2 separate regions of the Homo sapiens genome follow, and region 2 is linked to region 1. Evidence: chromatin contacts called from ENCODE Hi-C or POLR2A ChIA-PET data. All regions are on one chromosome and are shown on one strand. Each heading gives the region's core, a stretch centred on a gene start or an enhancer-like site at or near the end of the contact. The rest is flanking DNA. Distances are from core to core; before and after follow the strand shown.

What was found. A loop is a pair of places that touch in the nucleus more often than their neighbours do. ChIA-PET counts read pairs that join two places held with the same protein, here RNA polymerase II (POLR2A). Pooled maps may share reads with other maps.
Region 2: a pooled map shows a loop between it and region 1 (5-fold over the local background). The contact joins two enhancer-like sites. A Hi-C loop is called at or near these places in 1 of 37 single-sample maps with no recorded cell type and 9 of 50 pooled maps. POLR2A ChIA-PET finds 5 or more read pairs at or near these places in 1 of 52 experiments (T-cell).

What each region holds. Positions count from the first base shown.
Region 1 is chr5:95,867,660-95,873,224 of GRCh38, forward strand. All of the region lies in intron 1 of LOC105379091 (a long non-coding RNA gene), which reads left to right. Among named protein-coding and RNA genes, the nearest start is that of LINC01554, 18 kb to the left of the region's middle. Within about 2 kb of position 2,517, at least 7 of the 41 ENCODE cell types and tissues checked have a DNase peak (open chromatin) inside an H3K27ac peak, as active enhancers do.
Region 2 is chr5:96,696,916-96,702,480 of GRCh38, forward strand. All of the region lies in intron 3 of CAST (calpastatin), which reads left to right. Among named protein-coding and RNA genes, the nearest start is that of CAST, 37 kb to the left of the region's middle. Within about 2 kb of position 2,701, at least 2 of the 41 ENCODE cell types and tissues checked have a DNase peak (open chromatin) inside an H3K27ac peak, as active enhancers do.

The DNA.
Region 1 (5,565 bases), core at 1,267-3,766:
TAAATAAGTATTGTATCTTCAAAATGGTGATGAACTTAAATGATGTTTCAAAGCATTAGCAACAACTGTTGGTGACTGAGTCACAGGTGTTGATTGTTGTTTGTTACTGCTACGGTTTGGATATCGTTTGTTTGGCTCCACTCAATCTCATTTTGAAATGTGACCCCCACTGTTGGGACTGGGGTCTGCTTGGGGGTATATGGGTCATGGGGGTGGATCCCTCATGAATGGCTTGGTGCCATTCTTGCAGAAGTGAGTTCTCATTCTTAGTTCTCAAGAGAACTGGTTGTTGAAAAGAGCCTCTCTGGCCAGGCGTGGTGGCTCATGCCTGTAATCCCAGCACTTTGGGAGACCGAAGCAGGTGGATCATTTGAAGTCAGGAGTTTGAGACCAGCCTGGTCAACATGGTGAAACCCCGTCTCTACTAAAAATACAAAAAAATTAGCCAGGTGTGGTGGCGGGAACCTGTAATCCCAGCTACTTGGGAGGCTGAGGCAGGACAATTGCTTGAATTCAGGAGGCGGAGATTGCAGTGAGCCGAGATCGCGCCACTGAACTCCAGCCTGGGAAACAGAGACTCAGTCTCAAAAAAAAGTAGAGCCTCTCACCTCCCTCTTTCTTCCTTCTTGCTGCTTCTCTTGCCATGTGATCTCTGCACCTGTTGGTTCCCCACTGCCTTTTGCCTTCAGTGAAAGCAACCTGAGGCCCTCACAAGGAGCAGATGTTGGCACCATGCTTCTTATACAGCCCACAGAACCATGAGTCAATTAAACCTCTTTTCCTTATGAATTACCCAGACTTAGATTTTTTTTTATAGCAACACAAATGGACTAAGACAGTTACCTGCCTTCTTAATTGAAAAAATTGCTAAATTTTAGTTACAGGTTAGTGAAAACAAATAAGTGGGTCTTTCCCCATCCAAGTTTATAGAACCTTGGAATTCTATCCAAGAGCCCCTTGGGTGTCTGCAGACCTCAAAGTCAGCTCCTCTGCCAGGATGGCTTCTTTGCTACTGGCCCAAAGGACAATCACAAGAACTAAAAAGAACAGTATCACCTGTACCTTCCTGGTATATCTGCTTATAAAACCCAAATTTCACAGCTTGTCCCCAACTGGCAGGCTTCTATAGCATAAGCTTAATGGCAAGAAATGATAAAATTCATGTGAGATCTACAGCCAATGTATATTTGCTTTGTGTTTTTGCTAAAGTGACCAGATATTTCTACAACAGATAGTCATGGCTTTAGACTATTTGTCAAAATAAACTTTTAGAGTTGTCTTGACTTTGATGCCTTCTAGGCCCCTTGAGGGAAGCTGAGAAGGCAAGTACAAAAGTGGGCTAACAGCTACATAAAAATAAGCTAAGGCCCACATCAAGATGTGGTGTGAGGCTGGGCATGGTGGCTCACGCCTGCAATCCCAACACTTTGGGAGGCTGAGGCCAGGAGTTCAAGACCAGCCTTGGCAACATAGCGAGACCTGCTCCCTCAAAAAAACAAAACAAAACAAAACAAAACTGGGCATGGTGGCACACACCTGTAATTCCAGCTACTTGGGAGGCTGAGGTGGGAGGATCACCTGAGGTCAGGTGTTTGAGACCAGCCTGGCCAACATGGTGAAACCCCAGCTCTACTAAAAATACAAAAAAATTAGCCAGGCATGGTGGCATGCACCTGTAGGCAGGAGGATCGCTTGAACTCAGGAAGTGGAGGTTGCAGTGATCCGACATCATGCCACTGCACTCCAGCCTGGGTGACAGAGCAAAACTCTGTCTCCAAAAAAAGAAAAAAAAAAAAAAAGAAAGAAAAGAAATAAAGAATGAAAAGTGGCATGAGAGTAGGAGCAGAAAGAGGCAAGAAATATTTGGGCTCAGGCACCAAAATAAGCCCAGGCTAAACCAAGTTTCACAAAACTTCATCCCCCAGCCCCAAGCCTGGGGAACCACAGTGTGGGCACAGTGAACACGTTTGCAGCCACTTCCTCAGCATGAGCTGAGATACCACATAAGAAGAAATCAAAACAAAACCTACCTCTTTTTTTTTTTTGGCTTGAGGGAGCTAGTTTTATTTTAGGGGCTAAAAAGAGGAAAAGGATGTACTGATTTCCACAGTTAGGCAGTATCTGTACAGAATGTTTTAAGAAAGCAAAGAAGTTTAATAGGTGTTAGAAATAGTATGCTTTAACCTTTTCAAGTGGCATGGGTTTTAATTTTGGCATAACTTTTAAAGGAGACATTGCTATCTTTTTTTTCTTTTAATGTGTACAACTTATGCAGTAAATTATAAGGGTGTTGGCCAACACATTTTATATATATACATATATATTTGTGTAAAATATATATATGTAAATATTTTTCTGTTTTTGTTCTATTAGCTAATACATACAAAGAAGCTAGATACAAAAGCATCACTTCTAGAAAATAAAGGATACTAAACCAAAAAGATGATACAGCAGTGCTCATGCTTCCTTAGTTGTTTGTTGTTGAGTCACTTACATGGTTTTTCCAGACAAATGTCTGAGGGAACTATACCTGCTTTGATAAGGGTTGAGTCAAAAGTAGATGAAGGAACTGCTATGAATAGAAAAAAGGAAACTCAAGCTGCTGGTAAGCTTAGGAAATGTGGAAATGAGATCATATTCAGAGAACAAATTTACTTTTAGTTTTGAAATAACCCCTTCTCTGAATGGGTAAGTTCTATGTAGTCCAGCCTGTGGAAAATACTCAGTGATTAAGGGGCTGCCAGTGGCTATGGGAAATGGACTTGGTTGGCTTCTACTGGAGGTGGGGGTTTGCTGCTCCTCCTGAGAAATGGGGCTGCTAAGGAAAGGAGTCAGCTCTGCAGGTCAGGCCCACGGATTCTCAGTGTTCAATGCCATGTGCTTCACAACAGTCTGAGTGTGACATTCTCAGTGTTGCTTTTGATTTCTATGTTTCTGAGAAGCAGTTAGTCTCACATTGATCTCAGCTTGGTGGTCCCTGGGTTTAGTGGGAACTCCCCAGCCATGGTTAATACCATCCTCTGCGTCCGTGGTGACACTGGTTCATGGACTTGCCTCTTTCTTCATTCCCTTTTACAGAAGGCTGATGGTTAAAGTCCCAGCCATAATCCTACCCAGGAATATAGTTCCAAAATTTAACTATGGGAAAAACATGACCATAAGTTTCCCTAGAACTCATCTTTGCAGTGTTTTAAATGGAATTCTGGAACATTTGTGGTCTCTTGCTCCTGTGAAGAGGTTGTTTCCTGCTTTGCTTTATAGATGCCATTTCCTCCCTGGCGCATTTAAAAAACCACTGCATACAGCATTCTGGGAGCTATAGAAGGATTAAGAATGACCTTTAGCTGAGGAACGAGACAGCACAGCTACAGGAGATTCTGATCTATTTTCTTTTTACATGTACAGTGTTGCACCTCTATGGAAAGCACTGGCCAAGTTCCAAGCCAGCCTCAAGCAGACCCTAAATATTCCAAAGAAATAGCCTGCAGTCACTACAAAACTTGCCTAAAGACATGCCAGGGTAAAAACCCAGTTCAAATCTGCTAAAGGTGTCTCCCACTCAAAGGGTAGAGGGCAGGGATTTCTTTCTAAATGAGGGAACATAAGATAAGGTACACATTATGATAATACCATTTCCTACACTTGATAGTTTGAAAACCACTTTCACAATGGTTCTCTTATTTGTTTTTTGTGGGGTTTTTTTTGGCCAGGAAAGTACAGTGTACATCATTTGCTTTTTAGACATAAGGTTAATAGAACAAGAGCAATGATACAGCTAAAAGTTATACAATCAATTACATAACAGATATACTTAACAAGAGGTAAGAACTTTTTTTTTTTTTTTTGACACAGAGTCTCATGCTATCACTCAGGCTGGAGCACACTGGCGCGATCTCAGCTCACCGCACTCCACCTCCCGGGTTCAAGCGATTCTCATGTCTCAGCCTCTTGAGTAGCTGGGATTACAGGCTTGAGCCAACACACCTAGCTAATGTTTGTATCTTTAGTAGAGATGGGGTTTTACTGCGTTGCCCAGGCTGGTCGTGAACTCCTGACCTCAAGTGATCTGCCTGCCTCGGCCTCCCAAAGTGCTGGAATTACAAGTGTGAGCCACCGCTCCCAGTCAGAATATTTTTTAAAAAGTCTTTATATATGTTAGATAGTTAATACAACAGATAATGGCAATTAAGGAATGAAGCATGTTACGCAAGTAGACTTAATTTGGAAGGAAAATAAACATTTACAAAACAGCTACTATGAGCCAGGCATTGTGCAGGGATCTTGACATGCATTATTCCACTTGATCCTTACAGTAGGTTAGTAGTATTCGCTAATTTTCCAAAGAAAAAGAAAAAAACTCTAAAGTTCAAAGAACTCAGTGGTTACACTGAGGCACATGGAAATTGTACGATCTGAGAGGTGAGCCCATGTCTTGCCATTACACCACCCTACCTCATTACTTAGGATAAATGTTGCCCATGATTTCTTCTTTTTCCTTTTGATTTTACCATCCCTTCATCTGAATGTGATTACACTCATTTCACTCTTTATAGCTCCTTTCACCATCATCATCACTCTCATAATAACGGTGATCGTTCACTGACCTCATTTAATGCATCTTATTATAGTTATAGATTTCTCTTCTTACCCATGTTAGTTATACCATATGTTTCTTGAAAGTAGGTCTCAAGTCTTATTCATTTTTATATATTAAGCAGCATCTTACTACCATTTTACATCTATTCTCTTCCCAATAAGTGTTTTTTGAATGAACTAAGTGAAGCAAAATGGCATGCCTGCAGTCCTAGCTACTTGGGAGGATCCCCTGAGCCTAGGAGTTTGAAGCTGCAGTTAGCTATTATCATGCCACTACACTCCAGCCTGGGTGACACAGCAAGACCTTGTCTCTAAACAAAAAAGAAAGAAAAGAAAAAAACCAGAGCAGAAATGACTTTTTACAACAGACTGAGAAAAAGAGGACACATTTTTGTTTGTTACTGGATCATCATAACAGTCATGGTCAGTGAGTTAGGATGATAATCTGATGAAACCGATTTGCTCACGAGTGTCCTTTAGATTCTATTCCCATCCTGGCAGCACTTCTTGGGTACCATCCAGGACCTGCTGTCCACAGCCTCCAGCCTGAACCTCTTGCCTTGACCTGTTCATCCTGCTTCATCCTGTCATGCTCCAGACCAGATGGGCCTCCAATGTCATTGCTTGGTTTCTGGTTTCCATCTCTACCTCATCATTTGGACTTGATGCCTGACAGAGCTTTGGATTCTCCTCTCCTGTTGGTTGTCTCAGGACCGTTTGGAATGCTCTTCTGGGGACACTGATTTCCCATGCAGTGAAAAGACACAGGCTACATGAAACTTTTCTTTTCTCCTTCCTTCTTCCTTTCTTCTTTCTTTCTCCTTTCCTTTCCTTCCCTTTCCTTTCCTCCCTTTCCCCTTCCCCTTCCTTTCCTTTTTTTTTGGACAGTCTTGCTCTGTCGCCAGGCTAGAGTGCAGTGGTGTGATCTCAGTTCACTGCAACCTCCACCTCCCAGGTTCAAGCGATTTT
Region 2 (5,565 bases), core at 1,451-3,950, 830 kb after region 1:
GTTTTGGGAGTCCACGGTGGGCAGATCACGAGGTCAGAAGTTCAAGACCAGCCTGGCCAAGATGGTGAAACCCCATCTCTACTAAAAATACAAAAATTAGCTGGGCATGGTGTGTGGTGGTGCGCACCTGTAGTCCCAGCTACTGGGGAGGCTGAGGCAGGAGAATGGCTTGAACCCGGGAGGCACAGGTTGCAGTGAGCCGAGATAGCGCCACTGCACTCCAGCCTTGTAACAAAGTGAGACCCTGTCTCAAAAAAAAGAAAAAAAAAGTTGTTACATTCAACCCATTTCAACTTTGTGGTCTTTTAGTATGTCCAAGATTATCTAAAACCTCAACCTATGTTTCAGGAGTATCTATACAACTATTTAACGTAAGCTTTTTTTTTTCTTTAAAACTGGTGGCTATCTTATGGAAGTCAGACTTTCTCATAGATGTCACTTGCTCAATGAAGAGTTAGTATTTTCGTGTCACTCAGAGTTCTGACTGCTCTCCAAGTCCCTGATGGTGCCCAAACCAATAATCAGCTGAGAAGCTCTAACGCTAAATACCATGCCACTTTAAGACCCGTGCCTTTTAAAGACCTTTTCAAAGCTCTCTGCTACCAGTCAATAAAAATATAAAAATCATTGAAAGACCATGAATCGTAAATACAGGGAGTTAATTAACATTTGGAACCAACATAAATTCAAAACTGAGGTCTGCTCTTTGTTAGCCATTCTTTACTGCTGCTGGAGACACCACAGCATTCACTGATGGCCACTGGGTGAGAGAGTTGCTTACACAAACAAATATGAGTTTGGATTTCCTCTTTGCCACTATTATTTGTCCAGTCCCACTGAGCTTCAGTTTCTTCATCTGTAAAATGAGGGTTGGACTTCTCTTGTCAGGGCTGTTGAGAGCCTTAAATGAAAGAAAATAAATACTAACACTTAGGCCTGGCCCTGGCATTTAGCAGGTGCTGGGAAAATGGACCTCTCCTGTGATTGATCATGTTAATCTTCATATTCTGTTATTTCCAGGTCTCCAAATAAAAGAGAGTCTTCAACTAAAAAAGATTAACTTTTATTGTTATCAGGACTTGTATTTAGCATACACTTAAATTATGCCACTAAAAATGATACACCTCATTAGCAAAACACCCACCCAGTGAGATTTAGTGAGTTATTTGTAAATGTTCCCACACTTGCTATTATCTAAACTTTTGAAGGTTTAGTACATTGTGGAAAACCACACCCAGTTTTTTCTTGAACGTAATCATAAGAATCAGACCCTTTCCATGTTTCTTTTTTTTAACGTAGAAGTTACCCTATTTTTCTGAGATGGGATAGTTATAAAGAATTTGAACATCTCCCCACAAACCCTGTTCTGTCTTAAGAGCTGGGAGGGGCAGGGCATAACTGGGAAGTGGAGATGATTTAGCTATATGTTTATTGCTTTAGTATTTAACAGCAAACATGAAATTCTTTTTTTGGCTTTAAAAACACCATCCTCTCCCATTTCCATTCTTATGTCTGCTGTTTCTCTTTCTCACCATGCTTTTCTGACTCACTTTCCTTTGCCAGTTTCCTAAATGTGAGTTCTCCAGGGTTTGATTCTTCACCCCTTCCGTTCTCATATTTTTTACTTTTATAAGGTGTTGAACAAACGTAATTGCTTATTTCTTCTTTTGATGCCAGATTGGAATGGTTGTAACTCATAGCATTATCCCTTAAGGAATTACATACCCATGCATCATTTAGAAAAGCTGGGGGTAATAGCATAACTTGAAGCCTTTTATTACACAGTTATCATGGCACACACAGGCAAAATAATATTCTCCCAACACATTCTGAAAAGGCGTGACAGAGTGGTAGATAGAATTGGAAGTGAGAACTAGTGCTAGTTTTCTTGATTCTGGAAATAGTTAATTTGAAATTCAAAATAAGTGATAATTTTACAATTATTAAGAAAACTTTAAAGTTTTAAAAATTAAGTACTTAATTTGAAGCATATGTGTAAGCTATGTATTAGAGAATGGTTTCTATATATTGTAGAATTGTTTTATGAGAATGCTTACAAAATGAGGAATTGGGCCCTCAAATAATATCCCTTCTGCTATGCAGTTTTAGGTTTCAAAGATCTAATGCTCTTAAGTGATGTAAATTTTTCTAATTCAAAATAATTAGTGTAAAATATTTAGTTCTTAAAATTTAATTTTTGGTAAATCAGTAGTGAAGATGAGGCTGCGGAAATTATACGGACTCTTACTAAAGCCTATATGAAAATAGTTGTGATCCATAACCAGTCATGCAATTTTATTTCTGGAAGACTTGTCAGACAACTTCTATTTCACCAACCTGACTGTTCAGGTGAGGAAACCGAGGTTCAAATTGCATTAGGAATGTCTCTGTAGAAGACCATGCTATTAAGAAGATGTACTGGTTAAAGTTGTTAGTTCCAATTAGAACCCACTCTGACTAAGCCAAAAAGGAATTTCTTAAGGAACGGGGTAGCTGGTAGAGAAATCCAGGAGAGTACAGCAGAAGAAATCTAAAGCCTTACAGCAGTACTAATGCACAGTAACACTATGAGGCTTTCTCCTGCTGCCACCACAGCTCAGCTCCTGTCACATGTAGGACTGGGTGCCAGAACTCTGCCACTGACAATGCAGAAGACTCAAAATCCCTATTATAACATGGATTTCCTGGTGGGCAGCAGCCTGCACACGTTGCTCACTTCCCAGCTCATTCTTGTTTGGCACATCTGATTGGCCAGTGTAAATCACATGCCTTCACCCTGCTCCAAGGGAATCTGGGGGTGTGAGTCTTCTGGATCCTACTTTGGGAAGGCATGGACTGATAAGGCAGGAAATTATCAATATGTGGTGAGGTTTTTCAAATATGTGGCCTCCTGCTGAATGACAGATATCCATGACAAAGGAAAACAGGAGAATTACCTAATTGAATAGGAAAACTACAGATGACAAGTTATTCAGCAACATTAGGCCTTTCAAACAGAAGAAAGCGCAAACAACTTTCCTCCCAGCCTAGACAGGAGGAGATCTATGAAGGAATAAGCACCTATCAGAGAAATACTTTCGTGATTTGGGTCCTGAGTCTGCCATAAATAGCTGTGCTGACTTTGGCAACACAGCTCTCTTCCCAGGTTCTTACTTTTCTCATCTGTAATAGGAGTGAGGGTTTGGGTTAACTCTTCAGGTACTGTGGAGGGTATGCTGACATTCAGTGCCAGCATCAGCCCACAGTACCCTCCTACCACGTGTGGTTTGTGAGATGACTGTGTGTTAGACAAGAAAGCGTTTTTATTTTAATAATTATGCTTATATTTTAATGTGCTATAAAAAGTAAACTAGCACATCAACTCCTAATCCCATGGCTATTTTCATTTATAGTGAGGCTGAATTTAAGGTTAAAGTAAATCTACTTCTTTTAAATTAAGTAAACATAATATATCTATGGCAGGTTAAAAAATATTATATAAGTAATGTACAAATAATAACCAGGGCTTGAGAAATAAGATCCAGAGCAGTAATTCTCACCTTTTAATGTACATAATGAGTCAGTGTGGGTTTTATTAAAATGAAGATTCTGGTTTAGGAAGTCCAGGATGAGGCTGAGATTCTGCTTTTCTAACAAGCTTCCAGTGGATGTGCTGCTGCTGCTTTGGCAACCACATTTTGAGTAGCCAGGAGACTGAATAGTGCAGAATGTGGGTAGTTTAGGCTACCCATAACCTAAACATCAACTAGAGAATCTGATTAAAATGCAGATTCTCAGGTTTGAAGCCAAGAAATTCTGATTCGCCGGGGTGGGGGAAGAGCCCAGGATTTCATATATTTAATAGGCATTCCCAGGAGTTTCAGATGCAGATGATTTGAGAACCACACTGGCAGGAAGGACACCCTCAGGGATTGTGATGGCCACAGCACAGCAGTGGAACTACATTGTTTGCCTTCACTCTAAGGAAAGGAGCCTTTTTCCACCTGACTTACAGCAGAAGAATCTTGCGAAAAAAATTTTTTTTTTTTTTTGAGACAGGGTCTCACTATTGCCCAGGCAGGAGTGCAGTGGTGTGATCTCAGCTCACTGCAACCTCCACCTTCCAGGTTCAAGCGATAATCCTGCCTGAAGCCTCCCGAGTAGCTGGGATTACAGGCAAGCACCACCGCACACAGCTAATGTTTGTATTTTTAGTAGAGACAGGGTTTCACCATGTTGCCCAGGCTGGTCTGGAACTCCTGAGCTCAGGTGATCCACTTGCCTCGGCCTCCCAAAGTGGTGGGATTACAGGCATGAGCCACCATGCCTGGCCAGAAAATTTGTTTTATAACCATGTGATTACTCATCTGTACTCATCAGGAGCACAGAAATACATTCAGAGATAGGCATCATTGAGCTGCCTAACTCTGGAAGCTGTGGGGCCCAGGGCCCATCCCTATGGGGTGTGGCCCAAATTAGTCACCCTGTGCTGTTTTTGTCACAGGAGAAATTAATGTCAGTGAAACCTAGATGAGCTTTTAGTCTATTTTTAAAAAGGAATGACAATACTAATGATCAACAACAACAACAAAAAGGGATATATAAGCTATATATCAAGAAGAATTCTAAGTCCGGGTGCATGGCTCATGCCTGTAATCCCAGCACTTTGGGAGGCTGAGGTGGGTGGATCACTTCAGGTCAGGAGTTCGAGACCAGCCTGGCCAACATGGTGAAACCCTGTCTCTACTAAAAATACAAAAATTAGCTAGGTGTGGTGGTGCATGCCTGTAATCGCAGCTACTCGGGAAGCTGAGGCAGGAGTATTGCTTGAACCTGGGAGGTGGAGGTTGCAGTGAGCTGAGATCACGTGACTGCACTCCAGCCTGGGCCACATAGCGAGAATCCCACCTCAAAAAAAAAAAAAAATTATAAGGACAGGGTCTTCTGCTCTGGAAATGTTAGAATCTTAAAGTTGGAAGGGCTCTTATTTCACTAGATTTTTGACAGAAATAAAAGACAAAAAAAATAAGGTAGCTGTGAGGAGTACCTTGAAAGGTACATCAGAGGGCCCTAACTGCCTTGGCTGCCTGGTGGGGTACAAAGCTGTATGGATGAGTTCACCTTTTTCATGCCACTGGCCATCATTTGTCATGACTCGACACAGCACTGTCCAACCTGTCCTGAGGTCTGTGTTCCTCAAACAGTGACCAACACTACCTCCTTCACTCACACCCCAAGTTCAGGGTTCAGAGCCTTTAATGTGGTTGGTGTACGGCTTTTCATTTATTTTAAAATTTTTTATAATTATTTTCTCTAACTCTTATCATTCAATATTTATTAGTTGGCCTTCTATATGAAAGAGTGGCTTAACCCCTCTATTTATTCATTCATTTATTTACAGCAGTATAGACTCATGAATTTATATTGTATTCAATAGCTTCAAATCTATTCTAATTTTGAAGTTTGTAATATACTATAATATAAAGTAATCGGGTAGAATTCTTACTGTTAAACTACTCTTTAAAGAAATCCATTACACAGTTTTAACTGCATTTGCAAATCCCTGGTTGTAGTCATTACTAATCC